Regions from separate parts of the Homo sapiens genome. Here all the other regions are linked to region 1. Evidence: chromatin loops called from intact Hi-C (ENCODE). Cell type or tissue: Caco-2. All regions are shown on one strand. Each heading gives the region's core, and the rest is flanking DNA. Links, peaks and the distances in the headings are about the cores only. Region 1 holds the start of KRTAP3-1 (keratin associated protein 3-1). Region 2 overlaps KRT39 (keratin 39). Region 3 overlaps LOC107985072 (a long non-coding RNA gene).

What was found. A loop is a pair of places that touch in the nucleus more often than their neighbours do. Peaks named below come from ENCODE experiments on the same cell type or tissue, not always from the same donor. Only the 100,000 strongest peaks of a DNase experiment are listed, where the experiment ranks them.
Region 2: it touches region 1 in a loop (6-fold over the local background); 3 of 110 quality-filtered maps call a loop at or near these places.
Region 3: it touches region 1 in a loop (6-fold over the local background); 2 of 110 quality-filtered maps call a loop at or near these places.

What each region holds. Positions count from the first base shown.
Region 1 is chr17:41,003,045-41,013,325 of GRCh38, reverse strand. It overlaps KRTAP3-1 (keratin associated protein 3-1), which reads left to right and starts at 4,198. Exons shown (of 1, transcript NM_031958.2): 1 at 4,198-4,805. The coding sequence starts at 4,252. The coding sequence ends at 4,548. It also overlaps the pseudogene KRTAP3-4P. In Caco-2, for the core only: no CTCF peak of the experiment used is centred there; DNase peaks (open chromatin) are centred at 3,895 and 4,345.
Region 2 is chr17:40,955,336-40,965,616 of GRCh38, reverse strand. It overlaps KRT39 (keratin 39), which reads left to right. Exons shown (of 7, transcript NM_213656.4): 2 at 1,089-1,171; 3 at 1,834-1,990; 4 at 3,054-3,215; 5 at 3,330-3,455; 6 at 5,116-5,336; 7 at 6,758-7,200. The coding sequence ends at 7,016. The region is part of intron 1 of LOC107985072 (a long non-coding RNA gene); the gene reads right to left. Among named protein-coding and RNA genes, the nearest start is that of KRT39, 6.5 kb to the left of the region's middle. RefSeq lists an enhancer at 7,883-9,082. In Caco-2, for the core only: no CTCF peak of the experiment used is centred there; DNase peaks (open chromatin) are centred at 6,992 and 7,346.
Region 3 is chr17:40,943,353-40,953,633 of GRCh38, reverse strand. All of the region lies in intron 1 of LOC107985072 (a long non-coding RNA gene), which reads right to left. Among named protein-coding and RNA genes, the nearest start is that of KRT23, 11 kb to the right of the region's middle. RefSeq lists an enhancer at 1-197. In Caco-2, for the core only: no CTCF peak of the experiment used is centred there; a DNase peak (open chromatin) is centred at 4,033.

The DNA.
Region 1 (10,281 bases), core at 2,843-5,342:
CAGCCACCCACAAATTCACTGAGTTGTTGGGAGATGGATATTCGTAAGGCACAAAGTGGCTCACAGCAAAACATGACTAACGCACATAAAAGTGACTATCTCGTTCTCAGTCCAGGCACATCATTGTAAGCAAAATTTTTCCTGTATGTTGGAGCCTCCCAAATCTGCACGTCCAGCTCTGCTCCCTCTCACGGCTTCAGGATGCTTTGTCTGTAGGTCCCAAACTAAACTCATCTCCAATCCCTTTCCTATCACCCCAGACAGCAGCTGTTTCTACGAGTAAATCTGACACCTAGACATGATCCTTGGCTCCACACATCCTCTCAATCAGCATGACCTATCATCTCCACTTTCAAAAGGGCTTCCAAACTCTACCACTTCTTAACAGTTCATCAAAAACTAGCATCAACTGTCTATCCTCACACTTTCTAGTCGTGCCAGTTTCCACTTTGCTCTGCTGTAGTTCATTTTCCTTTGAACATAAGGAAAATGTTATCACTCCCTTCTTTAAGTCATCCAGTGGATTTCAACACCCTTAGAGTAAAATCTAAACTGTGTAGAACAACTAAAAAATTCTACATGGCCTGCCACCTGCCACCTTCTGTAACCTTATTTCCTATTATACTCCTTCAAAATCCTACACGGCCTGCCACCTGCCACCTTCTGTAACCTTATTTCCTATTATACTCCTTCAAAATCCTACACGGCCTGCCACCTGCCACCTGCCACCTTCTGTAACCTTATTTCCTATTATACTCCTTCAAAATCCTACACGGCCTGCCACCTGCCACCTTCTGTAACCTCATTTCCTATTACGCTCCTTGTCTTCACTATAGTCCAGCCACTCTGACCACTCTAACTAAGGTAATACACTCCCTGGCACTTCTCTGGAGTTCTTATTTATTCATTTGTTAGTTTTCTTATTGTCTGTCTCTCCCACTTGACAACAAGGACCTTATCTGACCTGTTTATTGCTCTATGCTTAGCACCTAGCATAGTCTTAGACATTTTGTTGAGGGCATTAATAAATTTAAAAAATACATGAGCATAATCTACAATTATATAAAATTTAATTCCACAAAAATATCGATTTTGTGCAAACTATTGCTATTAGGTGAGCCATCGTTCACTAGTAGTGTGACTTTAGAATCATTACTTAATATCCTTATTCTTGGTTTCATCATCTGGGAAATGGGTACAGTAATAGTGTACCCAATAGTGATCTTAAAGGGTTGTAAGATGTAAGGAAGAAGATGCACAATAATACTTAGCACCATGCCTGACACATGGTATACATCCAATCCATGAAAAGTGTTAGCAGAGGATTAGTGTTCCCATTACCTTAAAAACAAAAATATTAATTTTATTGTGGAAACTGCTGTACCACCCAGATGGTGGTCCCTAAAAACTGAATGATGTGATAAGAAATCTCTGGTAACTCCCACTTCTCTATTCCCACAAAACTATGATATCTTCTAAGACACTCCTCACTCCCCTAGAACACCCAAATAGTTTCCTAATTATTGTCCTTGTCTTCAAGTTTCCTCCTTTCTACAGCATAGTCTTTTGATTAAGAAAATAGCTCTAAACTCAACTCCCCTTGTGGTCCCAAGACCTTCAATGACCTGGCCTCATCCTTCCTACCAATCTTACACTCAACTAATCTTGAGGGTCTTCTGCACTGTAGTCAGACAATACCCCTAAAGCAAGAGGGAATCTGGCACAGTGATTAAGACCATGGAGTCTGAAGCCATACTGCTTGGCTTCAAATGCCAGCTACTCACCCACTAGCTACTTAGCCTCTCTATGCTGCAGGTTCCTCGTCTGTCAAAGGGCAAGGATAATATCATTGCATACATCATCATAAGGTTGTTGTAAGAACTGTATGAAATAATGCATGCAAAGCACTCAGCACATTACCTAATACTTAGTAAGTGGCAATGATAACCATGATGAGCCTTCCCTCAAAAACTACAGTATCCTTCCAAAATCTAGTCATGTCACATGCCTGTTCAGCAACCTTTACATAATGCCTATTGCCTACAAGATAAAGTTCAAAATCCTAAGTGTAGGATACTAAGCACAGTACAAATTCTTCATACTGTGGCACTAACCCACCTTTCCGTCTTCATTCCAACAGATTCAGAACCTATGCTTCAACCAGGCAACACTTTTTGTCATACCATGGGGGCCCTGTGGCATTTTGTTTCAATGGCTGAAATCTCCTTCCTATTTATTTCTATCTGCTCAGCTCCTTTTCACCCTTCAAGATCCAAACAGATGTTCTCTTTTTGTGAAGGGCTTCCTAAGTTTTCTAGGAGAAGTCTGTGGCTTCTACCTCTAAATTCTCATATCATAACCTGGAAAATCTAAATGTACAATCCTTTGTTATTGTTTGCTGGTTTACTTCTCTGTGTCTGTCTTCTTCTCTATGACCCCTGTAAGGGCAGGAGCCTATTGCGACTTTTTGCATGATGCCCAACATACAACAGGTGTTCAATCAATGAGCATTTTATATGTAAATTCTAATTTTGATATGTAAATATCTAAGAGAGATGTAAATTCTAGCATAGGAATCCAAAACTGCAAAATCATTCCAATAAGAAAATGGCTAAAAAGAAAGCAGTTTCATGCTAAGCATTTTTTTAATCCAACATCTTGTTGATTTGCATCTCATTTGGCTTCTGATTCCTCTGCATTGTGCAATTTTCTACTTTAGAACTTGAGCCATCTTATCTGAAAAAATGGGTCAAGAAAATATGTACATGTTTTTAAGCCTTTCTAAGTAAGCCATTTCTAAAGGTTTTACCAGTTTAGTATTTTTCATATTCTAAAGTAATTCTAAATCATCATACTAAATTTTCTACCTTTATCTACTTTTAAAACTTTATTTTTAGAGTTTTAGTGGTTTAGATGAAACTCGGAAATGTCTCTATTCTGGACCACAGAGCCTGGAAGTAAGACAGGGGTGTTCAATGTTTTGGCTTCCCTGGGCCACATTGAAAGAAGAATTGTCTTGGGCCACACATAAAATACACTAACACTAATGACAGCTGATGAGCAAAAAAAGAAAAAAAATCACAAAAAAATCTCATAATGTTTTAAGAAAGTTTATGAATTTGTGTTGTGCTGCATTCAATGCCTTTCTGGGCCACAGGTTGAACAAGCTTGCTGTAAGATGTTGCTAAATCTCCCCAAGTATGTTTCATAAAGCACTGACCTATAGAGCTAATCTCTGAAAACAAACAAAAAGCAGTCCATGGTCAAGTAAGTTTGGAGAAAAATATATGCTATATCTCTGTATTGAAAAGTCATAGAGCATTTTAGCACATTAAAGGCTCCGAGAGGCCCAACAATGAAGAATTCAGCATTTCCCAAACTTACTTACCAGAAAACACTTTCAAGTCCCTTGGAACCAGTGTTCATGGAACTCAGTCTGGTAAATACTGCATCATTTAGCTTCTGAATGGCCCAATACAACCAGCCTTTTGGTTATAAATAATCTCCATTTATAACACAGTTGGATGGAGCTTAAAGGACACCCATCTTTGTCACCCATGAAGGTCTTCATTCCCACCTGCATGTTCTTACCAAGTTATTGTTCAGAGCATATTTGAAAGGAATGCAGAACAAACGATTTGTTATAGCTCTGTTTGAAAGTGCCTCTTTACACAAAACCAAAATCTATTTCTCTATAGATTCTATCCATTCATCTTCATTCAGTTTATTGGAGCCACAAATAATAAATCTAAAATGTTATATCACTTTTTCAGCCTGAGGGCCTAAAGGATCACATAGAACCTGTAGTCACTGGTAGAACAGCAAACAAAAAGCTTACTTGTCCTCTTCATCTGAAAAGTAAACAAAAGAAGTGGGAAACGTTTGCAGATGCCTGGCATACCGAGCCATTATTAGTGAGGGTATAATGATTAGAAGATAATGGCCCGGTACCTTTGAAGACTGGAATGAAGATTTCTGTGTAGTGACACACTGGCAATGTGAATAGTCCTAATTTGACAACAAAACAACCTAAATCTCTTTTATGAGGTGAGCAGTGTATCTTAGGTAATAAACACTTAAGTAATTAGGCATTTTTTATGGAAATAACTATAAACTGAAACATGGGGGAAAAACCCTCAGTAATAGGCTGACGCCCAGGGAGATGGGTATATAAGAGCCAGAGCAGAAGAGAGGAGCATCGAGACACCAACAGACTTCTCTCAACTCAACAAAAACCCACCTCCCATTGCCATGTATTGCTGTGCTCTCCGCTCCTGCAGCGTCCCCACCGGCCCTGCCACCACCTTCTGCTCATTTGATAAAAGCTGCCGCTGTGGAGTCTGCCTACCCAGCACCTGCCCACATGAGATCAGCCTCCTTCAGCCCATCTGCTGTGACACCTGCCCCCCACCCTGCTGCAAGCCTGATACCTATGTGCCAACTTGCTGGCTGCTCAACAACTGTCACCCGACTCCCGGACTGAGTGGGATCAACCTGACCACCTATGTTCAGCCTGGCTGTGAGAGTCCCTGTGAGCCCCGCTGTTAACCAGCCGAGTCTGCACAGGTTCCGTGAGGTGGCTGCCCAATGTCCTCTGCACCATCTGGGCTTCAGCACTCACTACTGCCTACATCAAGGCTAAGGCCATCCCAATCCCCGGGGCCAAGTCTTGATGAATCTTCTTAATTATTTGCACATTTGGGTACCATTGGAGACCTCCCTTCTGTCTTTTAGGCTATTTCATCACTCTTTGAGAAATAACCATTTTGACCATTTGTTAATAAACTTTATTCTGGCTTAGCAAATATGACCTTGTGATTATTTATTTTCATGTCTCCCATTAGGGAAAGTGGAATGCCTACCTAAACCTGAACAGTAGGTTATCACACTATCCAAGATTTACCCCAACAGAATAAGAGCTCTCATAGTGGAATTTATCGAAAAAATAGATACTGGTTATTTGTGATAAGTTAAAAAGTAAAAAATGTGGTAGTTCATTTTATAGAAGCTTTTTATTTAACAGATATTTATTTAATAGATATTATTGGAAGACATCCACTGTGCAAGCACTATGCTAGAGTCTAGAGATTAACAGAATGTTTTAAAAATACTTGATTTTAGTTTCCATTGATTCTGACATTGATTTTTCTTTCTTCCTTAATTGACTAAATGAATTGATCACTGTGCTGGTGTGTATAAATAATTTGATTATCCTAGTCCTCACAGTCATCTGAAATTCTGAGCTCAAAATGCAAAGCAATTTTGAGAAGTGTATATATCCATTTCTTCATATATGCTGTCTTCCAAAACAATCCATTTTTAATTAATGTTAGCATTTATCGAGTATTCATTGATTCCTCAAATGGGGCTTACATTGGTTTACATTAGTCATGACTATGATTAGAAGTTTGCTAGTCTAAGTGACATATAATATCATGACATTGAAATATGCTTAAAATATCAGACTACAGTGTAGTATTTTCTATACACCAGAAATAGTCACACAATTCTGAGAGCAAAAACACACAGTTTCTATTAGAACAAAACTACTACGATAACCACTAATTCATGTCCTTATTTATCTTAGAAAAATCTAGGTGCAATTAGGTCTTTGCAAAAAATAAAGGTATTGTGATTATATATATATATATATATATACACACACACACACTTTTGGACTTGCCTTTGGCCTTTGGGCCAATTGCTTCCCTCTCAGTCTCAATTTCCCTGTTATTAAAGTGATTTCCTACCTATAGCGTGGTTTCCTACCTATAGCTTGGTTTCCTACAGGCTCAGTTAGCTTGTTATTACTCTCTGCCCTGCTTTTGTCTCAGGATTATTGTGAGGACCAGATGCCCTGAAGTGTAGAAACCACCGTGTCCACAGCATCAACCTGTTACACATGAGAGACTCTCACCATTACTGCCATATGGAAGTTCCCAACTTTCTCACCAAAAGACATCTTTTAAAAATATTTATTTATTTATTTATTTATTTATTTCCGTAGCTTTTGGGTTACAGGTGGTTTTTGGTTACATGGATGAATTATATAGTGGTGGTGAATTCTGAGATTTTAGTGCACCCGTACCCAAGGAGTATACATGGTAGCTAATGTGTAGTGTTTTATCCCTGGCCTCCCTCCCACCCTCCACTTTTTGAGTCTCTAAAGTCCATTATATCACTCCATATGCATCTGCATACTTAGTTTAGCTCCCACTTATAAGTGAAAACATGGTTTTTTGTTTTCCATTCCTGTAATTTCCCACTCCATTTCACTCAGAATAATGGCCTCCAGCTCCATCCAAGTTGCCACAAAAGACATTGTTTCATTCCCTTTAACAGCTGAGTAGTATTCCATGGTGTATACATACCACAGTTTCTCTATCCACTCATTGGATGATGGATACGTAGGTTGGGCATCTTTTTATTTCTTGAAATATGTATTTTTCCCAAATGGCTTTCTTAAAAATGTTTATTAATTCCTTCATTTGTGTTCATAAATACATTTATAAATATCAATTAAATGTTTAGGATTACTATAGAATAACCTTTGTTACCATGCCAAGTTACCTTTTTTCTAGTCAAAAACAAAGAATTTTCATGTTTTCATACATGCTAGTAAGGGATAAAAATTAGAGTTTGTTTTTAATACCTAAAATAACTCGAAGTTCCTATTACTACTACCATGGTCTTTAGCATTCACGGGCCCTGGCCTAGTTATAAATCCCCAACTGGAAACCAGAAGATGTGTTGTTTTAGTCCTGGCTCTGCCTTGAGCTGCCTCTGTGGCCCTAAGCAAGTCAATTAAGTTCTTGGGGTCTCAGGTGTTAAAGCAGTAAAATGGGTTGGTTGATCACACCATCTCTAAGGTTGCTTTTCGTTTTAACATTCTATGATTCTAGATCATCCAGAAGCATTCTAAGTAACAAGTACCCCATGCAACTAACCAAGCCCATTCTACCTCATTACTTTTACTGCTTTCATTAGGAATAGCTCACACTGAGTGAGTATCTACTGGACATACTAATGAGGTAGAAGGTGGGACTCTACTCCAGAAGCGGGGCTCAGATACTGGACCAAATTGAGGGCTAGCTAAAACAGGATGGGGACAGAAACAGCTTTCCAATCAGACATGCCCACCAGCATGCTGTGTCAATTTACCATTGCCATGGCAACACCTGAGTTACCACCCCTTTCCATGGCAATGACCCAATGACCTAAAACTTACTACTCCTTCTTAGAAATTTCTGCACAAACCACTCTTTAATCTACATCTAATTAAAAGTAGGTAGAAATATGCAAAACTGCCCTGAGCTGCTACTCTCTGCCTACAGAGGTAGCCCTGTTCTGCAGGAGCAATCACAGAGCTGTAACACTGCTGCTTCAATAAAGCTGTTTTCTACCTCTGGCTTGCCCTTGAATTCTTCCCTAGGCAAAGCCAAGAACCCTTGCAGGCTAAGCCCCACTTTGGGGCTCCCCTGCCCTGCATCACTAACAGGTGAAGAAAGGCCACTAACAGGTGCAGAAACTCAGGCTGAGAAAGACTAAATTACTTGCAAAAGTTACATAAATCATAAGTGAGAGAGAAGGACTTAAACCCCAAACTAAGTCCGAAGTCCCTTCTCTTTCCACTACACCAAAGCACTCACCTTCCCCACAGACAGCAATATGTCAAAGAGAAATGTGACTATAGGTGGCTCTCTTTATTCAGGAGAAAGTATATGACACTTGACAATATATTCTCTACTATCCCTGTCAATTGTATCTTTTGTTGTTTTCTCTGTTTTCTCTGTGGTGATTATAGTCTAAAATAAAATGAGTGTATACAATGAGTATTAAAAAAGGTATCCGTGTTTCTAAGTTAAGAACAAACCTTTTTTAAAAAGTCAGACTTTACTGATTAGCAGTGTCAGCAGAGAAGAAATATTGGCTGCATCATTAACTTTGAATTGAAATGCAGAATGTTTGGCAACTCAAACACATTTTCAGTTCAACTTCAGCATCAATAATCAAGGTAAAACAACTGCCCTTAACATTAATAATTGTTTATCCTTGATAATATAATAAAAAACAAGATATTTCATTTTTCCTTCAAATTGTTATTGAGGCCAGGCACAGCGACTCGTGCCTGTAATCCCAGCACTTTGGGAGGCTGAGGTGGGTCTACTGTGAGTCCATTAAACTTCTTTCCTTTATAAATTACCCAATCTCGGGTATGTCCCTATAGCAGCATGAGAACAGACTAATACAGTATGGATGTGTCTACATGTGAGTAAGTGGAAAACTACACTGACACCATTTTGAAACTACAACAGAAAGCAAGTTTGAATGCAGCAACACAACTAAATAAAACTGAAGGAGAGCTCATCCCCTGTCTGATACATAAGAAGTTAGTGAGTTATTTTTACAGAATTAGGTAAACAGCAACAAGGATGTTCCGTCCAACATTCTGATGGACAGAAGCCGTGTTCCCTGAGATAGGTGGATATAAAAGACCCATAGAGGACAACCTTGTAGAAGAAAGCCTTCCTTTGCCACAAAACATTGTCCTGGTCCACTGTCACTATGTCTTGCTGTGATTCCTATCTCCAAGGATGCTGCAGCGTCCCCACTGGCCTGGCCACCACTATCTGCCCCTCTGACATAAGCTGTCAATGTGAAGTCTGCCTACCCAGCACCTGTCCTCATGAGATCAGCCTCCTTCAGCCCACCTGCTGTGAACCTGGCCCCTGCCTGGCTGCATGCCTGACTCCTATGTGCCATCCTGTTGACTGCTCAACAAATGCCACCCAGCTCCAACCCTGAGCGGGCTCTCTGTCACCACCTGCATCCAGAGTGTGAACCACCTTGCTGCTAGCCAAAGAGCTTGCCCACATTACCCTGAGGACCTTCAGTAGTCATTAAGCGCTGCTCAGCAAATGGCCTTTAATGAGGCCATTTGGAAGAAAATATAGCACTGTGCCTTCAGTTTTACAGAAGTTTTCTTTTCCTGTTTTGAACAATGATTTCAAATGAGAAATGGGAAAAAAAATGCTACCATGGATCCCCTTACTTCAAAACTAAATAAACACCACTACTCCCCAAACCACATACTGCCTCAACATTTAATGCTATAATTACCCAACGACTCTTGACACATGCATCATGAACTTAAAAATACATCCAGCAGAATTACACTTTCTGATGACATCAACATAAATTTCATAGCCAAAAAGAGGCCTCACAGGCATACGTAGATACCTGAAGAAAACTGTGAGGATAGTGAAATGCATTAGGCTCTAAGCTTAGAATCGTTTTAAATGCCAAGGTCAGCATCTACCTTTGATTTTTATTTTTTCCCTGCCTCTAAATAAACTCACGTGTCCTTAAAGAGGCAGTGAAGCTAGCAATTTGAGATCAACATGCTCACAGAAAGGACCTCAAAGATTGAGCCAAGCCCATTTTTTTCGCTGTCTCATTTAGGTAAATCTTTGAATTTAAAAATGTTGGCCAGGCATGGTGGCTCACGCCTCTCTAATCCCAGCACTTTGGGAGGCTGAGGCGGGCGGATCACCTGAGGTCCGGAGTTCAAGACCAGCCTGACCAACATGGTGAAAGCCCGTCTCTACTAAAAATACAAAATTAGCCGGGCATGGTAGAGCATGAATGTAATCCCATCTATTCCTCAGGCTGAGGCAGGAGAATGGCTTGAACCCGGGAGGCAGAGGTTACTGTGAGCCAAGATCGTGCCATTGCACTCCAGCCTGGGCAACAAGAGCAAAACTCCATCTCAAAAAAAAAAAAAAGTTTTGACAACTGTAAAGCAATTCACACAAAAAATGAATCACTCTCTTTATATAAAGTGTTACTGTTATAAAAGGCCATTATAAAAATAAATAAATACCTTTTTAATTCTAATCTGAAATGTAATCCAATTCAACAAATATTTATCAAATGCCTACCCTGTTTCAGGCATTGTCCTAGGTGCTTGAAAAAGACAAATAAAACTAACATACGATTACCACTTCCAAGAACCTTGCATTGGAGTGAGGAAAACAAATTTAAGTGACAAACTACAAAATATAGCAGAAAGAAATGAGGTTGAAAGGGAAGAATAGGCAGCCCATTTTGTGAGAGCAGAGAAAAGGATGCAAACATCTAGAAGAATCACCTAGAGTTTCTTTATGAAGGGGATGTTTGGCTGAATCTTGAGGGATCAACAGGATTTGGAAACTAGAGAATTGGGAAAGGTCACTTTAAGCTAAAGAAACAGTATGAACGAGGTCACAGAGGGTAAAGTAC
Region 2 (10,281 bases), core at 5,832-8,331, 51 kb after region 1:
TTGTTATGCACAGACGTATTCTGCTACTACATATCTGGATTTATTCAGTTTTATTCATTCAACAAATGTTTACTGAGCAGCAACAACATTGGGCCAAACATTGTTCTAGATTCTGGGAAAATATTGGTGACCTTTAAAAAGTCCCTGCCCTCATGGAGTTGACATTCTAGTGGATCATGGTATTTATATAAATTTAGGATGGATTTTATTTTATTTTTTATTTATTTATTTATGTATTTATTGAGATGGAGTCTCACTCTGTCACCAGGCTGGAGTGCAATGGCGCGATCTCTGCTCACTGCAACCTCCAGCTCCCAGGTTCAAGCGATTCTCCCTCCTCTGCCTCTCTAGTAGCTGGGTCTACAGGCACGCACCACCACACCCAGATAATTTTTGTATTTTTTTTTTTTTTTGAGACGGAGTCTCGCTCTGTCTCCCAGGCTGCAGTGCAGTGGCGCGATCTCGGCTCACTGCTAGCTCCGCTTCCTGGGTTCATGCCATTCTCCTGCCTCAGCCTCCCAAGTAGCTGGGACTACAGGCGCCCGCCACCACGCCCAGCTAATTTTTTTTTTTTTTATATTTTTAGTAGAGACGGGGTTTCACCGTGTTAGCCAGGATGGTCTTGATCTCCTGACCTCGTGATCTACCCGCCTCGGCCTCCCAAAGTGCTGGGATTACAGGCGTGAGCCACTGCGCCCGGCCAATTTTTGTATTTTTTAGTAGAGACAGGGTTTCACCATGTTGGCCAGGATGGTCTTGATCTCTTGACCTCGTGATCCGCCCGCCTCAGCCTCCCAAGTGCTGATATTACATGGGTGAGCCACTGCTCTCAGCCTGGATTTTTTAACAACAACAACAAAAAAAATACTTAAAAGTTTCTAGTTAAGTACTTTTTGCTGATCTTTTAGGAAAATAACAGGAAATCTGACTTTCTGAAGTTTTCCAAGCTTTGTGAGCATAGCTATGAAGATTAATAAAAAGTCTACTTAGCCTTCCCCTGTTACTTGACACACACACAAACCCCTTGGTTCTTAAAGAAGGAAATCTTGGTGTTTGCTTCATTTGTGTGTACAATCTCTTAATTCTAGATCTTGTGTACCAAGGCCGAGAATTCCAGACTGGTCTCGCAAATTGACAACACCAAACTGACTGCAGATGACTTGAGAGCCAAGTAAGCCCACCCAACACCGTCATCAATGACAGAGCTCACCCTGAGTCTGACCGAGATGCCCTCAACAAAATTGTCCCCATGTCTACTAACCCTCTTGCCCCAGATGATGTTGGCACAAGCCCAGAAAAGACTTTCAAATTCAATGAATGATTAAGATTAATAACTGCTCACATGTATACAGTACCTATAGTTTCTAACTTGTGAACCCATTTGATTACCTACACAATAGTTCAGTAAAATAGATAGGACTAATATATTGTTACTCTCTTTAAGGTGAGAAATCTGTGGCTTAGTGAGGCTAAGTTACTCACCCAAAGGTAAGCATAACTAGCACAAGTCAAAACCGAAACTTGGACACATGTTTTCTGAGCCCTAATCCAGTGCTTTCTTCACTTACATTGCATTGCCACTAGGGGCAGAGGAAGGACAATAAATTCCCATATCTCAAAGAACAGCAATGTAGATCCCCCTAGCAAACTAATTTGGGAATAATAATTAAGTTATGATCTATATCAAATGGTTTCACCTCCAAAGAGAATAAAACTTCTAATAGAAATACACTAAGTGAGGTGCCCAGAGCAAAATGCAGATGAGAGTTCTGCTTGGCTTGGTTTGCATCATCTCCTTTCAGATGTCTCTCTTTTCCCATCTGGTTTTTAAAGATACGAAGCTGAGGTGTCTCTACGCCAGCTGGTAGAGTCAGATGCCAATGGCCTCAAGCAGATCCTGAATGTGCTGACCCTGGGCAAGGCCGACCTAGAGGCACAAGTCCAGTCTCTGAAAGAGGAGCTCCTTTGCCTCAAGAACAACCACAAAGAGGTGAGACAAAGACCAATAGAGTAATCACAAGCTAAGTCCCTAAAAGTAGCATCAGTTCCTTTGAGTTGCACCTGACAAAGGGTGTGCCCGCTTGTATTAGTTCGTTCTCACACTGCTATAAAGAAATAACTGAGAGTAGGTAATTTATAAAGGACAGAAGTGTAACTGAGTCACAGTTCCACATGGCTGGGGAGGCCTCAGGAAACTTACAATCATGGCTTAAGGGGAAGCAGGCACATCTCACTTGGCAGCAGGAGACAGAGAGAGACCAAAGGGGGAAGAGCCCTTTATAAAACTATCAGATCTTGTGAGAACTCACTCACTATCCTAAGAACAGCATGGGGGACACCACCCCCATGATCCAATCTCCTCCCACTAGGTCCCTCCCTTGACACATGGGAATTATGGGAATTACAATTCGAGATGAGATTTGGGTGGGGACACAGAGCCAAACCACTGCTACGTACTACTCTGGTTTAGCCCTGAAAATACCTACTGCTACTAGCACTGGTTCAAGGTAGTATTTCAAATCCACTGGCTCCAACACAATATCTGGAGCCATAAGGGGAAGAAAGGCCTCCAACATCCCCTCCAGCTTTTCTACAAGAAGGAACCCAATTTTTCTGTCCTTACAGTCTTCCCATGTTTGTAGGCATCCCTATACAGGCTTCTGCCACCTCCCATTGGTACAAGTCAATATTGGTGCAAGTCAATATTGGCACAATCCCGTATTTGCACCATAGAGACTATAATCTCTCATGATCAATTCCACCTTTATCCTGTTTCACCCATTATCCAGCCCTGGAAATGATCTAAATTTTTTGGAACTCTGGTCTTGCTACTCATTTTTTTTTAATTTTGCACACATTTAAACACACAGTCCTACCTGAAAGAGTCTTAAATCATTTTATAGCATCTCAATAACACCTGTAAATCATGTATTCCTTTGTTGTGGGCTATATTTTAGACACAATTAAGCTAAATCGTAGCAGTTAGAGTGAAACAAGAACACAAAGGGGTTATCTGTTCACCAAGTGACTTCACAGTCTTTTTCTTTCCTTAGGAAATCAATTCTTTACAGTGTCAGCTTGGGGAGAGACTTGACATTGAAGTGACTGCTGCCCCTTCTGCTGACCTAAACCAGGTTCTACAAGAAATGAGATGTCAATATGAGCCCATCATGGAGACAAACCGCAAAGATGTGGAACAGTGGTTCAACACGCAGGTGGGGGATATAGAAAAGTCAAAAACAATAAGCTGATGCTGCATTTCTAGGGCCCTTTAATCAAAGTCATGTTTTCCTCCCATAATATTCTCAGTCTCTGGCTGTGTGTTTCAGATAGAGGAGCTGAATCAACAAGTGGTGACCAGCTCTCAACAGCAGCAATGCTGCCAAAAGGAGATCATAGAACTGAGACGCAGTGTGAACACTCTGGAGGTTGAACTGCAGGCCCAGCATCGAATGGTACTGAGCAAGCTGACCAAGCCTAGCTCAGCAAAGATGGAAACAGTCCCTTACACCTGTGTGCTGCAGTATTTCCCAAACTGTGTCTTTCAGAACAATAGTTCCTCATTTGTTAAAGCGTCTATGGCTGAAAAAGAGCTTTGTGGCCAAATAAGTCTACGAAACGCTGCACTAAACCAAGGTTAAACAGGGTGCCTTCCTGTGAGCCATTAATAAGCTAATATACACCATGAATCTCCAGGAAGGGGGTATATGGTATTCAGCATTCCAAAACTTATTTGACTGTGGATCCCCCCACTTTTTTTAGAACATCTCATGGTATTAATGATTCATGAAGTACACTTTGGGAAACACTGGGAGAGCATTTTATTATATGCAAAGCATTTTTACAAGCTATCACATGAGATTTATAAAGCAATCCTAAGAGGGGGGGTGGCATAATTATTAACGAATGTTACAGATGAGGCTCCAAGAGCTAAAGTGATTTTCCCAAGCAAATCCAAGGTAAGTTTCAGCCCACCTATTTTATAGAGACACTGAGATCCTGAGACATTAAGAAACTCATCCAAAGTCACAAAAGAAATAAGAGTCTGAGCCAGAGTTTAGATTCCAAAGCCAGTATCATTCTGTCTCATGATAATGCCTCTCTGAAGTAGAGAATTGCTTACATGCTCTGATGTGAAGGCTTTTGGGAAGACCTTGCCCCACACTGGTTTTGTCACCAGCTAGTCATGTGACCTTGGACAACATATTGAACCACTTGAACCTCAGTTTTCTCATCTATAAAAATTGGGATAATCATGCAAATAATAGGCTATTAAAACCTAAAATCCCATCATTATCCATAGACTTACAGAATGATAGAGCAGGAATGAAATTTACTCATCAGTTTCAACTTTCATATTTTACATATAAAGGAATTGATCTGGTGGATAAATTGTATATGGTAAAACATTGCTTCCTTCCTTTTTTAAGACACGAACACTCACTGAATGAAGTGCCATGGTAATGCTTTTTTTTTTTTTTCTTTTTGAGATGGAGTCTCACTCTGTCGCCCAGACTGGACAGCAGTGGCACGATCTCGGGTCACTGCAACCTCCACCTCCCGGGTTCAAGCAATTCTCTGCCTTAGCCTCCCAAGTAGCTGGGATTACAGGTGCCCACCAGAACACCCAGCTAATTTTTTGTATTTTTAGTAGAGACGGGGTTTCACCATCTTGGCCAGGCTGGTCTTGAACTCCTGACCTTGTGATCCACCCACCTGGGCCTCCCAAAGTGCTGGGATTATAGGCGTGAGCCACTGCGCCCAGCCAGTAATGCATTTTTAATGCCTGGGTGTGCATTAAGTTATTATTTTTTCTCTCCTAAGTAGGAAAGTGTGGTGCGAGACTATTGGTTGGTCAAGAAAGAGAAAGTGAAACAAATACTTACAGAGAAGCAAAAAGAGAAAGAGAGAAAGAGGGAAGAGATAAAGGAAAGCAGATTTTAGCATAGTTGATCATTTGGGTTTTGGATTTATTTGATTAGGAAACAATAAATAAAGTGCTTGGAGATCTATCAGTAGTGTCACAAAGAAACCATTTTTTTTAAATGATACAGGTCACAGGTGACCTGGGCTTAAAGGAGTCATTATAAATCCTACTATCCTTCTCCATGGTAGAGAGATTCCCAAGAGTGCATCCTAACGGAGACAGAGGCTCGCTACACGGCCTTGCTGACCCAGATCCAGAGTCTGATTGATAACCTGGAAGCTCAGCTGGCAGAGATCCGGTGTGCCCTGGAAAGACAGAACCAAGAATACGAGATCCTGCTGGACGTCAAGTCCCGGCTGGAATGTGAGATTACCACATACCGCAGCCTTCTGGAGAGCTCGGATGGCAAGTATGTAAAATAACAGCAACTTCTATGACAAAAAAGTGTAAATGAACGCAGATATATGTACTGCCACTGGCAACAGGGGTCAAGTGCTTTGTTTGACCTTCTTGCCAGTGATGGGGAGCTTGGACAGAGGCATCCACACACCCTCTCAAGCTGTGCCATGAGGAAGACTTGCAATTGTAACCTTATCCAAATTTGAGGCATTGGCTGACCTGAGCTGTTCTGAAGAGCCCATGGGCCAGGTTAATTTCTTATAGGTTGCTTACCTTCTTAGAGTTTTAAAAATTACTAGAGAAAAAATTATTTCCCCATAGATGAATATTCCTGGTGACCATTACAGATGTTTCCCCACTGAGATGAACGTCTGATTTTCATGAGCTTGTACAAAACAACCCAGGCTCCTTTGGAGGAACATTCTGCTCAGGCTGAAACCCCTAACCCTATCTAGCCACTAGTCCTTGAGGCCAACAGAAGCATGTACACATGTATGTTTTAGCATCTTTTTTAAAAAATAAAAGTTATAATTTTTGTAAGCAATAAGAAGCTAACCAACCCATAAGTAAACATATATGGAGGATGAGTTCTTTGAAGCAACTCAGTCCAAACTAAAACCCCAGAGACTTAGTTACAATTGCAAAGGAGACCTACTTCCCGAAAATAATCAGTGAACTCTTCACAGCATTCTTTTAATTGGCATGACCACATTATGTGAGCACAATGGTCATCAATGCTGTCACCTTTAGGAGCTGTGATCATATACCAAAATACCTCGAATCATCAAAGAAAGATTATGTTTATAAAAAGAGTGTTTACTATGAACTGCTTTTTACTTCAGTTCTCTAAAAACTATGCATAGACAGCCAGAAGGCACTTTGAAGCTTCCTGATGACACAGTGAGGACTCTTTCATAGCTGGGGTTCAGGCCACCACTATTAGTATGACTAACTCCTCAATGAGAAAAATATCTGGTTAATTTCCATTCCTCGGATAATAATGCCCTCAACTTGTTCCTTATCACTGTTGATCCTGTGGGTTTAGTTTCCATTATATCCATTCTGCAGATGAAAAACTAAAGGTTGAGTGCGTTAAATGACTTAGCTGAGGTCACCAGCTGGTAAAGGACAGAGCTGGTCTCTGCCTCAGTCTTTTGACTGCTAGTGCAGTATTCTTTCCACAATGTGATGGTATTGACTAATGGAAACTTACATAATCGAATACTTCTAAACCTAGGATGCTGATTTCCAATGGATTTAATCTGATTCTTTTTCTTCCAGTAACTACAGTACAAAATAAATGAATAAGCATTTAGAAGTATGTACTTGTCTTGAGCAACACGTGTTAAAAAAATTAGCCACAATCATTTTTCTCCATGACCATCATCGCCTTCCCTCAATCACAGCTAAAATTGTGTTTTTTTTCCTTAGGCGTCCCTGTTACCCACGTGCCACCAAATGTGAGCCTTCCCCTTGGACATCTTGTAAGTCCGGAGCCATAGAAAGCACGGCCCCAGCTTGCACATCCTCATCCCCCTGCAGCTTAAAGGAGCACTGCAGTGCCTGCGGACCCCTGTCCCGGATACTGGTTAAAATTTGCACCATCACCAAGGAGATTAAGGATGGGAAGGTCATTTCTTCTTACGAGCATGTGCAGCCTTGTTTCATCATCAGACCTGCCAAAGTCTAACATCCCAAGGTGATGAAAATGACCCACATTTATGAAACAGAGGCCAATACATGCTCCTGCCAGAGAGGTTTAAGAAAACTCCCCAGTCCCTTAAGGTACTTAGTTTCTTACTACTACAGCGGGTCCCCATTGCTAGGTAGAATATCTTTTATTCTGCTCCTTCCCTAACTCACCACTGCTAACATGATAATAAATTACATTTCTCTGGAAGGATGTTTTGCATTTATCTGAGGGATGGGAACTGATTTGTAAGCACCCAGGAAGATGGCCTACATTGCTTGACTACCCAGGTGATTGATGGGCAGGTCTCTCTCTTGTTTACTCAGGCCTTGTTTACCGACATTCCTCCTTAGAGCCAGTCAGACAAGTTTAGGGTTGTTTTTGGCCACCGGCACCTGAAGGTGAAAAGCTACAACCTTCCCTTCTAAATGTCTTTGGATACAGAAAGAAACATATATGGGAACAGTATAAATAGGGGAAAAGATCTTTAATATTTAATTCACTTGTGTAGATAGTCACGAGTATGGATCCTATTAAACTCTGCTGTCTTAATTATGATTTATCTATACTAACATACTTTACCTTTCCAAAGATATTTTTTTAAATGTCCATGGTCTCCAAAACTTTGTGACCTATTAGGCTCTCCAAATATTTTATTTGAGAATCAGATAAGTTGTGGGGAGTGAATCTAGAACACTTTGAAGAAATAGCATGGGTCTTTTCATTAAACATTTGCTATTTCTCTTTCTATTCTTTAGGGAATGGGAGTTTGTTCTGATTGTTTGACAAGGAACATTTAGCTGGAATTCTCAAGAAATAACCCTTCTTCCCCTCCCTGTGAAGAGTGACAAAGAAAAACATAGCTTAGATTCCTGCTTCAATCTATCCATCAGAGTAAATGGACATAATATCCACACATTTTGCAGAAAAGCAATAGTGAATAATTGCTGCTTGTAAGTGCAAGGCAGTCCCAATGTGAGAAGGCATCATTTATATACCAGCCATCATCACAGCTTCTTACAGGATAGTCTCAGAATATGTAAGTCATTCCTGACAATAATCATTGGACATTGCCAGAGGTTTTAAGAAATAATTCAAAATCAAACACAGATGGGTAGTCAAAAGGCCTGAAGTCCTACACCTGCATTTCCCAGCTGTGACCTTGGGGAAAACATTTAGACTTCATCAAATTTAATTTCTGTGTTTGTTAAATGAGGATCATGCCTACTTCACAGGGTTGTTGTGATGATCAAATGAAATTGTTTATGTGACACTGCTTTGAATGCTGAAAAGCACCACCCAATGTAATTTTTATGTAAGTTTTGCTTTTAGCTACAGCCCTAGACCTATTTTTGTAATTATCTCATTTTAAAATTCTTTCTTCATGAATTTAGTTATCCAGTCATGATTTTGGAGTTTTAATAGTGTTTAACTTTTAGGAGAAAAAAAAACATGATTTCCTGTGATCAGGCCCACAATTCTACTCAATAAAGCATTTTTCAGTTCTTAGGGTATGTATCGCATATCAATGAGTCAATAATGCCTGATGCCCACATCAAAGACACATGCATTGTGTAACTTACAGCTTGATGATTTACTTCCTCCAGACAAGTAGCAACTTACACTAGGCAAGTGGAATGCAGAACTCCCAGAATGACCTCTTTTAAATCAATAATTTCTCTCTCATCTGAGTGGGCAGAGTACCTCCGGTCAGTAGTTAACTGCGTACTATCTCAGGCTGCAGGATGAAAATGTGGAAAGAGCATGGAACTGGGATTCAGAAACCTTGGGACGGAGTCTCAATCCAGCCTGGGCATGTATGACCTCGAGTAAATAGGATATAACAATATAAGCCCTGCCTACCACACGGCTGCAAGGATAAAATGGAATAATAATGGTGAAAGGGTCTCATAAACTGTAAGGTGCTTTGCAGAAGGGCATTCCTATTCCCTATATTTAAACCTAGACACATGTCGTTTCCATCAATACCTTCTTCCTTTCTTTCTGGTTCAGTGCTGGGCCCAGGTGGACCTTGATATATATCATCCACACTAAAATCTGCTCCGAGCTACAAAATTAGGGTTGAGGAATCTCACTGGACTCAAGCTAAGATTGAACTGATGCAGCAGTGCCATTTTCAGTTTATCCTAGAAGTAGGATGCCTTCCTCCTATGGAGAGCAAAATATCCCCCATGCCATTCATGGTTTTAAAAAATATATGATTATAAGCTGCACAGTAAAGAGGGGAGTTAGCCACTCGAAGGCTTGCAGTTTTGTTTTTTTTTTTAAGTGTCTTCTTCGTATAAGAGAATGTAAAACCATTTGCTGGTTGTATGCATGTGGTCAAAACTTTTAAAGGCAATAAGGAGACTGGATTTTTACTAGGAGGCTAAATAAGTATCCTACACAGCCACAGGAGGAAATTTAAGGTTTTATGACAGTTCAGCATAAGTCAGCAGCTAGAGCAGAAAAGGGGCTCGTGGGGAGGGAAAGTGTAATTTTAGCACAGTTCGAAAGACAACCATGAATCAGGAAACACAGCATGGTGTCCAGAGCCTGAGGTCAAATCCTATATCTCTGCTTCTCACTCTGAGGGTCCATAATTATATTTCTTAAAAAGGGAGATATTTTAGATATATTTTTTCTAGATTTTTTTCCTTTCTTCTTGTTGACTCCACTTCATGTCATAGCTAGTTTAAACTCTTCCAAACACAGAGGTAAGTAACCACGCTTCCCCCTTTCTCCTTGCCTCTCACCCCTTAACTGTCCCCCATCACCTGCCCCCATCACACAGCCCACACCCTTTGCATCCTTACTTCCCAGAGCCAATTCCAGCAATTGCTGATCAGAAGAGACTACCCAGAAACTTTTCCTCCAGAGTTCAGTTAGTGGTAACCCCTTACCTGACGTCCCGCCAAAACTTCTCCAGTGTGACCCAGAAGCCACCTGCAATTGCATTAATAGGGGAGTCTGTATCATTCAGATTCCTGGGCCTTACCCCAGACCTCCTGTATCTGCATCTCCAGCTGTGGGACCTGGGAATCCAAATTTTAACAAAAGTCTCAGCTGAAGTGTGTGCACTGAATTAAAAGCCACTGCTTTATCACTGATGGGGGCTTTTGGCTTAAAGATCTGAATGACTTGATGACTTATTTGAGGCTTTTAGATTTGGGCATAGCTTGATAGACAACCACACATGCAGATTCCCCCCTCCTTCGTGTCTATTCGCCTGTTTATAAAATGGAGTTAATCAATAATGACCAAT
Region 3 (10,281 bases), core at 2,511-5,010, 59 kb after region 1:
TTTTTCCTTCTCCAAAAACAAACAAACAAAAAAAACAGAAACAAAAAAGAATCAAAAAGGCCTTTCTGCTAATCCAGAAGCAAAAATTTCCGATATTACAGCTCGTTATGGAGGGCCACTGGGCACGCTAGTGCTCAAGAGTTTCCTGGAAAGGGTTGTATCCACCCATTTGGTATCTGTGGCCCTTAAAGAAACTGCCTAACTCTACTGACCCAGAAGACCTAGAGAGAGACCATGCTTTGGGCTGAACATCTCTAAACATGGGTAGCTGGTCATAAAGAACTACCCATCAACTGTATGTAAGAGTAAAAAGGTCTTCTCTCTGCACTTCTGTGGAGGATAAATGTCTGTCAGCTCATTTTCCATTGACCGGAAAAAAATAACTGTGTTCTCTTCCTTCACTGCCACTTTCTAAGAAACACCCCCTTCCCCACTCCCAGCATAGACTCTGGTTGCAGGGAGAAGTCTCACAGTGGAAGGTAAATAAAATTACTACCCATGTAAGAGGACTCTGTTAAGTTCAGTGGGGAAAGGAGACTAGGATGAAATCTCAGAACAAGCACCCTTTTAAAGGTATTAGAAAAACCTAGAAAAGAACTTTGGCCACCTTTGTTTAAAAAGCAGAATCATGTACTGATTAATAACACATACTTGAATCTAGACCAGCTGGGTCTCTGATTCCCAGCCCTGCCACATACCATGAGATCTTGGGCAAGTTACTTAATCTCTCTATTTCCTCATCTTTAAAATGGGGCTATTAATAGCATCTACTTCATAGGGCTGAGATGACATCATTAATTAATGCATGCAAAGCTCCTAGAGCATGCCTGGCACCCAGTAACCTTGTTAGTAGGATTGCATTATACTGCTTCGTGAAGCTTACTTCAGTTGGCAAAACAATCACATGAGAGCTAATGAATTATTTCACTTGAGCCAAATGACAATGGCATAGTCATGCAAAGCCATTCTGATAACTAATGAAAGTGCTATATTAAGGATAGAACCTTTCTTTTTAAAAGAAAGCTGAGTCACACCTGACCCAAAGTAAAAACCACATAAAGGTCCAACTCTTCTGTTTTCCAGAATGTTAGGGAGCTCAGTTGTAAAGGACCTCTCCATCATGTATCAACCTTCACAATCTTTGCGGCCAGTAGGAAGAAGATAGCCCTGGAGGAGAAGGGAGAACAGTTTGAAGTCATCCCTGTAACAGGATCACTTTTGTGGACAACTGAAATGACAGGGCAATTCAGAGAGGACTGATGGCCCTTCTCCTAGTACAATATCTGTTACCCTTGTCTCTTGTGGCCCTGATGTTTCCTGGAGTCAGGTTATGGTGTCAATGGAGAAAACAGCTGGAAGGCTTCTCCACCGCCAACACATAATAAAAGTAATCACAGATGCACAGAAGCCACAGTGTCTCCTAGGGCCAAAAAGTAGAAAGAGTAATGCTTCTTTCATTCAATTAAAAACTGATTAAATATTATGCCTCTAGACATTGTGCTACATGCTTTACATGAATTATCTCACTCAATTCTCACAATGGCCCTACCATACTATGGTTATTACCACATTACTAACAAGTGAACTAAGGCTTACAGAAGTTAAGTAATTTGCTCAGTGTCACAGCTAGTAAATGTTAAAGTCAAAATCTGAACAAACTCAAATCCTCTATTCCAAATGCCCAATCAATTAAATAATTACTCAAGTTTGAAAATGTCATACATGTAGCCTAATGAAAGCTATAAAGAATTAAAGAAATAATGCTTGTCTTGGAGGTCTAAAGAAGGTGAGCCATATCCCTGGTGGTTCAAGTGGTTAAGAAAATATTTTAAAAAGAGAAAGTGAGCCCTAAAAACACAACACAACAGTGTCCAGCCCAATCCAGGAAGGGGCAACACTGAACTCATGAACACCATCTAAGCACGTGTGGACTTGAGGCAGTTTTTCAACCTCATTCCTCAAGACCCCATATCCCTCTTCTAGTTCCATTTTTGACAAAAGCCTTCATATTACAATTTGGTTTCTCTAATTCTTAGGTACAACAAAGAAGGTGCATTGATTTGCAGTTGGGAACTCTGTGGTTGCAAAATGGATCATCTTTCAATGTTAAATTAATAAGTTTGCATTCTGTCTCTTTCATCTGGCACTTAAAAGTCAGGTTACTCTGAGTCAGCTCCTGAGAATCCCTTTGGTTCTGGTGCACTAATAACCCACCAGCCTAAGAACAGACATAGACCACTGTGACTTCACAAGAAAGTATCACCTTGTGAAGTTCTGCTTTGGAGACCAGATGACCTAACTCAACAGCATCTTCATCTCTTCTCATTCTAACCACAACAATTAGGCTGTTGGATTTGTGTGAAGTTTATTGCTAGAAGATTGGCACAGTATAGCCCTGCTCTACTAGATATAAAGCCAAGAGGTCTTGAATGGAGAAGCATTGGGAAAGTGTAGGTCTCATTTCTAACTAGTTCATATTCATGGCGAGCATAGGCTCAAAACAATGAATGCCGGATATTCATGTTTCCAACAATTTGTGGCTTCATCAGCAATTGTGGGCTGCCAAAGCTGCAGGGGACTTCCTGGTTTTGACCCATCCCAAGAGTAACAGGACACAAGGCTGATAGGATGAAATATCCAAAGTCCACCCCCAGGATTCCATTTTTTTTCTTTTTTTTTTTTTGAGACAGAGTTTTGCTCGTGTTGCCCAGGCTGGAGTGCAATGGCACGATCTCGGCTCACCGCAACCTCCACCTCCTGGGTTCAAGTGATTCTCCTGCCTTGGCCTCCCAAGTAGCTAGGATTACAGGCATGCGCCACCATGCCCAGACAATTGTGGTTTTTTTTTTTTTTTTTAGTAGAGACAGAGTTTCTCCACGTTGGTCAGGCTGGTCTCGAACTCCTGACCTCAGATGATCCACCTGCCTTGGCCTCCCAAAGTGCTGGGATTACAGGTGTGAGCAACCACACCCACTGCCCCCCCCCACCCCCACAGGGTCCCTTTTAAGAAAGGCTACAAATTATAATTAGAGGGATGGTAATCAGAAATGAAATCAAACGTGTTGGGTTCAGAAAAAAACAGAAGATGCTATATTAGTGTATTCAGGAGAGGCACTGGGAGAAATAGACAAAATAAGAAAGAGAAAGGAGCAAAATGGATATGTTTTTGTGGCTGCAGAGTAAGAAGAACCAAGAGGTCATTTGGAGCTCACTTACATGGAACAGAATGTACAGTGGGACTAAGATTGCAGGGACCGTGTCCAGCGTCCCAGTTACAGCACCGTCTCTTTGTAGTAATGACACAAAGACTATGTAGTAAATAATAATTAAGGATGAAAGACGAGCTGTGGACAAAGGGTGAGATCAGGAGGGAAATAGGCTTTGGTTGTAAATAAAAGACACATATTCACATTTGCCCTAATGATGGTTCCCACGTGCCGTGGATCTTCAGGAACAGCCTTCCTTTTATGTAATTTTATGCTTCTCCGTAAAAATTATTTGTAAAATGTTTAATTAAATGTGATTTAAATTCTATAATTTTCTGAGGTATATCATATATATTAATTTGAAAATTTAAAAATCCACCTATAATTTGCCTTTTTAGGGTTTATGAAATATAGTAACTATAACCATCTTTGCTGTTACGCTAATAATTAAAGATCTAGACTAAGTATGTGTATGGAAAATATGTTTTATAAATCACATGGAAAACACATTCTATTCACCTTGATTTAATCTTTGTAGGAGATTGGTCAGAGTGGTGGGAGAAACTATAGGGAAAGGATGCAAACCTTCTGAAAGTTCAGAAGGCTCTGCATAGCTTCAGGGGAGAATAAGCTGAAGGCAGCTGTTCTCTGATCCTGAGGCAGAGGGCAAGGAGTAGGTACAAGGAGGTGTAGGGGAATTTATCGTAAACAGGCTTGTTTACTTAGGTTGTCCAGAAACCGACCTTTGATAATCTGTGCACATGACTGCTCCCTGAAAAGGGGAACAATAATGTTAATTACCCGCAGATTGTGTTTGCTCCAGGCTTTCGGCATTATGTCTGTACTGAATAAAAGCAAGCAGCTTCAGCTGTTCGCAGCTGCTCTCTTCTTTGGCCCTAAGTGCCGGCAGACCCCTAGCTGCTCTTACACTGCACGCCTGTGTTGTCAGTACTCCCTTCATCCGACGCTCGGCCAGGGTCTGCAGGACAGACCTGGCAAATCTTCAGCAAAAATCCATCACCAGAGTTCCTACTGGATGTTTCCCCCACAAACACACAGACACTACGATGTTCTACTGCCACTGTAACAAAGTGACATGCATTTCATGGCTCAAAATAACACAAAACACGAATGTACTATCTTACTGTTCTCTATTTCAGAAATCTGACTTGGGACTCAGTGTACTAAAATCAAAGTGTTGGAGGTCCTGGGGGGGATTTGTTTTATTGCCAAACTTTTCCAGCTTTCAGAGGCTGCTCACATTCCTGGGCTTGTCCACCATTTCCATCTTCACCATCAGCCATCTCGTCACCCTTAACTCTGCCTTCATCACATCTCCTTCGCCAACACTGACTGAATCTTCTACTTCCCTCTTCCACCTTTTTTTTTTTTTTTTTGAGACGGAGTCTTGCTCTGTCACCCAGGCTGGAGTGCAGTGACGCGATCTTGGCTCACTGCAACCTCCACCTCCCAGGTTCAAGCCATTCTCCTGCCTCAGCCTCCGGAGTAGCTGGGATTACAGGTGTGCAGGCATGCAGGCATGCAGGCATGTGCCACCATGCCCAGCTAATTTTTGTGGGGTTTTTTGTTTGTTTGTTTGTTCGTTCGTTTAGTAGAGACAGGGTTTCACCATGTTGGTCAGGCTGGTCTCGAACCCTTGACCTCGTGATCCACCCACCTCGGCCTCCTAAAGTGCTGAGATTACAAGCGTGAGCCACCGTGCCCAGCCCCTCTTCCACTTTTAAAGACATTATGATTATCTTGGGCCCACCTGAATAATTCAGGATACTCTCCCTATTTTAAGGCCAGCTGATTAGCAACCTTAATTCTACTTGTGACTTTAATTACCTTTTTGCCAAGTAACATCAGCTATTCACAGGCTCTGGGTATTAGGACCTGGGCATCCTTCGGGGACCATTATTCTTCCTCCCACACCAAAGGAAACAGAGAGAGGGAGGGGAAAAGAGACAGCCCATGTATTATCTCTCTAAAACCCCAAAACCAAAACTGGAGTAAGCAATAAAGTCACGAGTGTTTAAATTCACGAACCAATCAAGCTTCCCGGTTGTACTTCAACCCTCAGGGAACATTCTGACATAAGGAGAGCATATGTTTAAGGCTATATCTTAACTAATAGTTTGAAGATGTAAACATACTCCATAACCTTGTGGGGTCATCTCTTTAGAGCAACAATAATAACAATTAACATTTACTGAGTGCTTCCAATGTGCCAAAGTGTTAAGTGTTCTCTATGTGCATTTGCTATACAACTACCCATTTTGCAGATGAAGAAAGTGAGGCACGAGAGGTTCACAGCCAGTCACACAGATAGTTAGTGCCACAGCCAGGATTCACACCCAGGACCATGGGACTCCAAATCCTGCACTTTTAACCGTCATGAAAAACTGCCTCTTCCTCCTTTTTTTTTTTAACCAATATACACTTTGCAATAATTTATTCCCTAATTGACAGAGCTAGAAGGAAAAGACCAGAGTGGGACCTAACCAAAGGCATTTGGAAATGGCTTTTACCTGTATTTGGAAACTCAAGCCTTCCTAGGGAAGAACTATGAGTTCACTGCTAGGGTGGAAAGAGTGCCTGCCCTAAAATAACTTTAAACAGATAACATGATAATAGTAAGAATAAAATATAGCAAAACAAAAAATTGGGGATTATGTTTAGGATATAATTTATATAGAAAAGTGAGATTTTAAAAGCCACAAAGCATATTAAAATAAATTCTGTAAGTTTAGAACACTCTATAAAAATATATATGACTTCTCAGCAAAAGTATCCAAAACCAGAACATAGATATAGGCTTATTTCACCTAGCTAAAATAGAGTATTCTAACACACTCACACATACACACACAAACACACACAGACACATTTTCATAATAGTATCACTGAGTACTTTTTAATGTATAATGCATAGATTATCTCCTTTCGTTTCCACAACAACCCCATCAATCAGGGCTGAGTATTAATCTCAGTTCACAGCTGTGGAAATTAAAGACTGAAGAACTGGGTAGCAATGGCAGAATTGGGATGTGAACTGACAGCTGGTAACCAGGGTATTCATCAGCATAAATCTAGACTGAGCTTTACATGGACTAAGTTTATAAAATGTAAACTCCTGAAGTTCCTGTTTCTCCTTAAGTTCACCTGGGGACAGAATTATAGCTTTTAGGCTAGACTTTTTCATCTAGCCCTTGTGACTTCCTGACAACTTCATCGGTCTCCCCTCTGTCCAGACTTGTGGGATCCTGACTTCAGGGTGGAATACGGGTGTTTTTTAATCATTCTCCTCCTCTGCCCTCATCTCTGCACAGCAGTCTACAGATTACAAAGCTTGTATGTGTACCCTACAGACCTATTACATAGCTTCTGTATGTATATTACATACAGATTACATGTATCATGTGTGTACATTGCTTGAAAATTACATAGTTCAAGTATGTTTGTTACATACCAATTATGTGGCTCATGTATGTAAAGTACACACCTATTACATAGCTAATGTATATATATTACATGTAGATCACAAAGCTTATGTATGTACATTAACTCACTTGCTCCCCACAACAACCCTCTAAACTACAAGGAAAATTATTGGCAGTCTCATTTTCATGGTAAGAACTTTGAGACCAGAGAGGTTAATGTTGCTAGGTGGGTGGGTTAACGGTAGAGCGTGGACTTTAAACCCCTAGCCCAAAATCCTTCCCACTAGTCCAAACTGCAACAAAGATGCAGAAAATGTCACCATCAAGAAGATCTTCAAAAATTAAAAAAAAAAAAGTTTTAGTTAGAATAACAGAGCTTTGAAAAGCAAATATTCCAAACCAAAAGAAAGGAGGGAAGGGAAAAGAAAAACCTGTATCGCAAACTAAAAATCGAGTCGTGATTAGTAATCTACGAGCAGTAAAATAGGTAATGAGAACAGCATTCACGCATATAGAAGGGAGAAACCTAGAAGTAAATGTGAGAAGACACTGTACACATGGGTAAAGTCTCTGTAAGCACATGGGTGAAATACGAACCAGCAGCCATGTAGGGAGTGGGCTCTAGGGCCCCTTTGCCATTAACTCACTGCACAACCTTAGGCAAGTCTTCCTCCTTTCACTGCCTTAGTTCTTACATCCATAAGAAAAAGTCCATCGTGGTAGTTACTTGTCCATAAAGCAAGTTGAGAGCCTTGAACAAAAAAATATTTTGGCAAAACATATGATTACTCCCTGTCTAAAAGCCTACTGAATAGGACACATATCAAACATATACAGTTTAAGGTACCATAATAGACACCGTGTCTATTATGCAATCCTCTCGAATAACAAATGCAGCATATACACACCACAGGGTCAATTTATTGACATAATAATAGTCAATTTATTATTGACTATTATTATGTCTTCTTTCTCACGGCAGAAAAGTAGTTAATGCTGTGCTCTTACTCTAATATCCCTGAATATCTTACTAAGTCAATCAAAATTAACAAGCAAACTTCCATTGTCTCTCCTCTGGACAGGGGCAGTCCCTTCCTGGCCATCCCCACCACTTCACTCTCACCCTCATTCATTCTCCATGAGACAGCTAGGGTGATCTTTTTGAAGATCACAGTGCAGTACTCCCCTGCTTAAAATCTTCATTTTCCACATCTCTTGTGTTGAAGATCAAAATACTCAGCAGAGCTGAGAAAGCCCAGAACGACCCTGTGTCCTGTGCGCCACCAGCGTCCTCTCACCCTGCCCTCCTCCTCACCTTCTCTGCTCCACACAGGGTAGGCATTCAGTAAATACTTGTTCAATGAATGAAAAGGCAAACAATGGGTTTTTTGTGTGAACAATGTATTAAGGTTTGTTTCTGAATAAGAAGCAACATTGGCCGCATGCAGTGGCTCGCGCCTGTAATCTCAACACTTTGGGAAGCTGAGCCAAGCAGATCTTTCAAGGTCAGGAGTTTGAGACCAGCCTGGCCAACATGGTGAAACCCCATCTCTACAAAAAATACAAAAAATAGCAGGGCATGGTGGTGGGCGCCTGTAATCCCAGCTGCTCGGGAGGCTTGAACCTGGGGGGTGGAGACTGCAGTGAGCTGAGATGGCGCCAGTGCACTCCAGCCTGGGCAACAGATCAAGACTCTGTCTCAAGAAAAAGAAAAAAAAGAAAGAAAGAAAAACGAAGAAGAAGCAGCAATATTTGAGTGAACCAAACAAATACATGATTGAGTTTCAGGCAGCAACAACTATCAAGTGGGGAAGAATGCTGGGAGCAAGGACCTTCCAACAGCCTTGCATACCCTTGCCCTGCCGCAACATGAACCACACTGAGCTAAAGGTAAAACCTATAAGGACAAGACTTCAGCAAATTGCATGAGATGATGTTTCAGCTACCAACACCACAGCTAACTCAAAACATCTCCTCCTAAGGCAAAAGAAAGTAACGCCCAGCGAGGACTAAAGCTAACACGCAGGTTAATTCCAGGATCACTAACAACAACGGTCTTTGTGTAAAGGATTTATTTGATTACCTATCATGTCCATCAGATTAAGATAATCATAAGGAGAAAAAGAAGAGTGAAGTCGTTTCAGCTTTGCAACAGCACTTCCCACCCATTTGCAGGGATCTGTTTTTCCTGCTGTTGTGTTAAGGGAATGAAATCACTGCACAGGCCTTTTGCACAGAGGCAGTGCAAAAGGATTTAAGGATCTTTCTAAAACCAGGCTTAAGTCAGAGTGTTCTGGCAGTCCTTTGAAAGAAGTTATCTAGCTGAAACATCACTTGCCTCCTCAGAAAGGTTTGGTGTCAGCTGGAAAAGGAAGGAAGCTGGAAGGAGGGAGGAGGTGCCCTCCTTCTCTGAAGGTGATAATGATAAATGAGGATCAACTACCAGTATGATGGGCTAGGCCAACCCATTCTTCTCAGGCTTATACCAAGGTACTGAATGATAAGTATGTCACTCAGATGATGATGACTTCATCGCAGCTATGTGAAAAGATCTTGACAACCAGGTTTTCTCTACTGGTGATGGTGCTAAATTGCTTTGTCTCCTGAGCACTGGCAACTCTGAATTCTAGGTATAAATGGGTAAAGATCAGTAACTGCTCCTAAGCACCCCAGAGCAGACCCTCACATAATAGGTTGTGTCATTTGACAGAATACTGAAAGGCCAAACAAAATAAAACTAAACTGTTGGATCTAGAGGCTGAAGGATCTTTAAAGGTAGGAGTGGGAGGGAGTGAGGGATAAAAGACTGCACATTGAGTACAGTGTACACTGCTCTGGTGATGGGTGCACCAAAATCTCAGAAATCACCACTAAAGAACCTATCATATGAAAAAAGGCTCAACATCACTGATAATTAGGTAAATGCAAATCAAAACCACAAGATACCAACTCACACCAGTCAGAATGGTGATTATTAAAAAGTCAAGAAACAACAGATACTGGTGAGGTTGTGGAGAAATGGGAATGCTTTTACATTGTTGGTGGGAATGTAAATTAGTTCAACCATTGTGGTAGACAGTGTGGCAATTCCTCAAAGATTTAGAACTGGAAAGACCATCTGACCCAGCAATCCTGCTACTGGATATCACCCCAACAGACCTGGTGGCCTGCCAAAAAAATATTAAATCATTCTATTATAAAGATATATGCACATGTATGTTCATTGCAGCTACTACTCACAATAGCAGAGACATGGAATCAACCCAAATGCCCATCAATAATACACTGGATAAAGAAAATGTGGTACATACACATCATGGAATACCATACAGCCATAAAAAGGAACAACATCATGTCCTTTGCAGGGACATGGATGAAGCTGGAAGCCATTATCTTCAGCAAACTAACACAGGAACAGAAAATCAAACACCACATGTTATCACTTATAAGTGGGAGCAGAACCATGAGAACATCTGGACACAGAGAGGGGAACAACACACACAGAGGCCTTTCAGGGGAGGGCGGGTGGGGAGAGCAGTAGGGAAAAGACCTATTGCATGCTGGGCTTAATACCTAAGTGATGGGTTGATAGGTGCAGCAAACCACCTGGCACATGTTTACCTATGTAACAA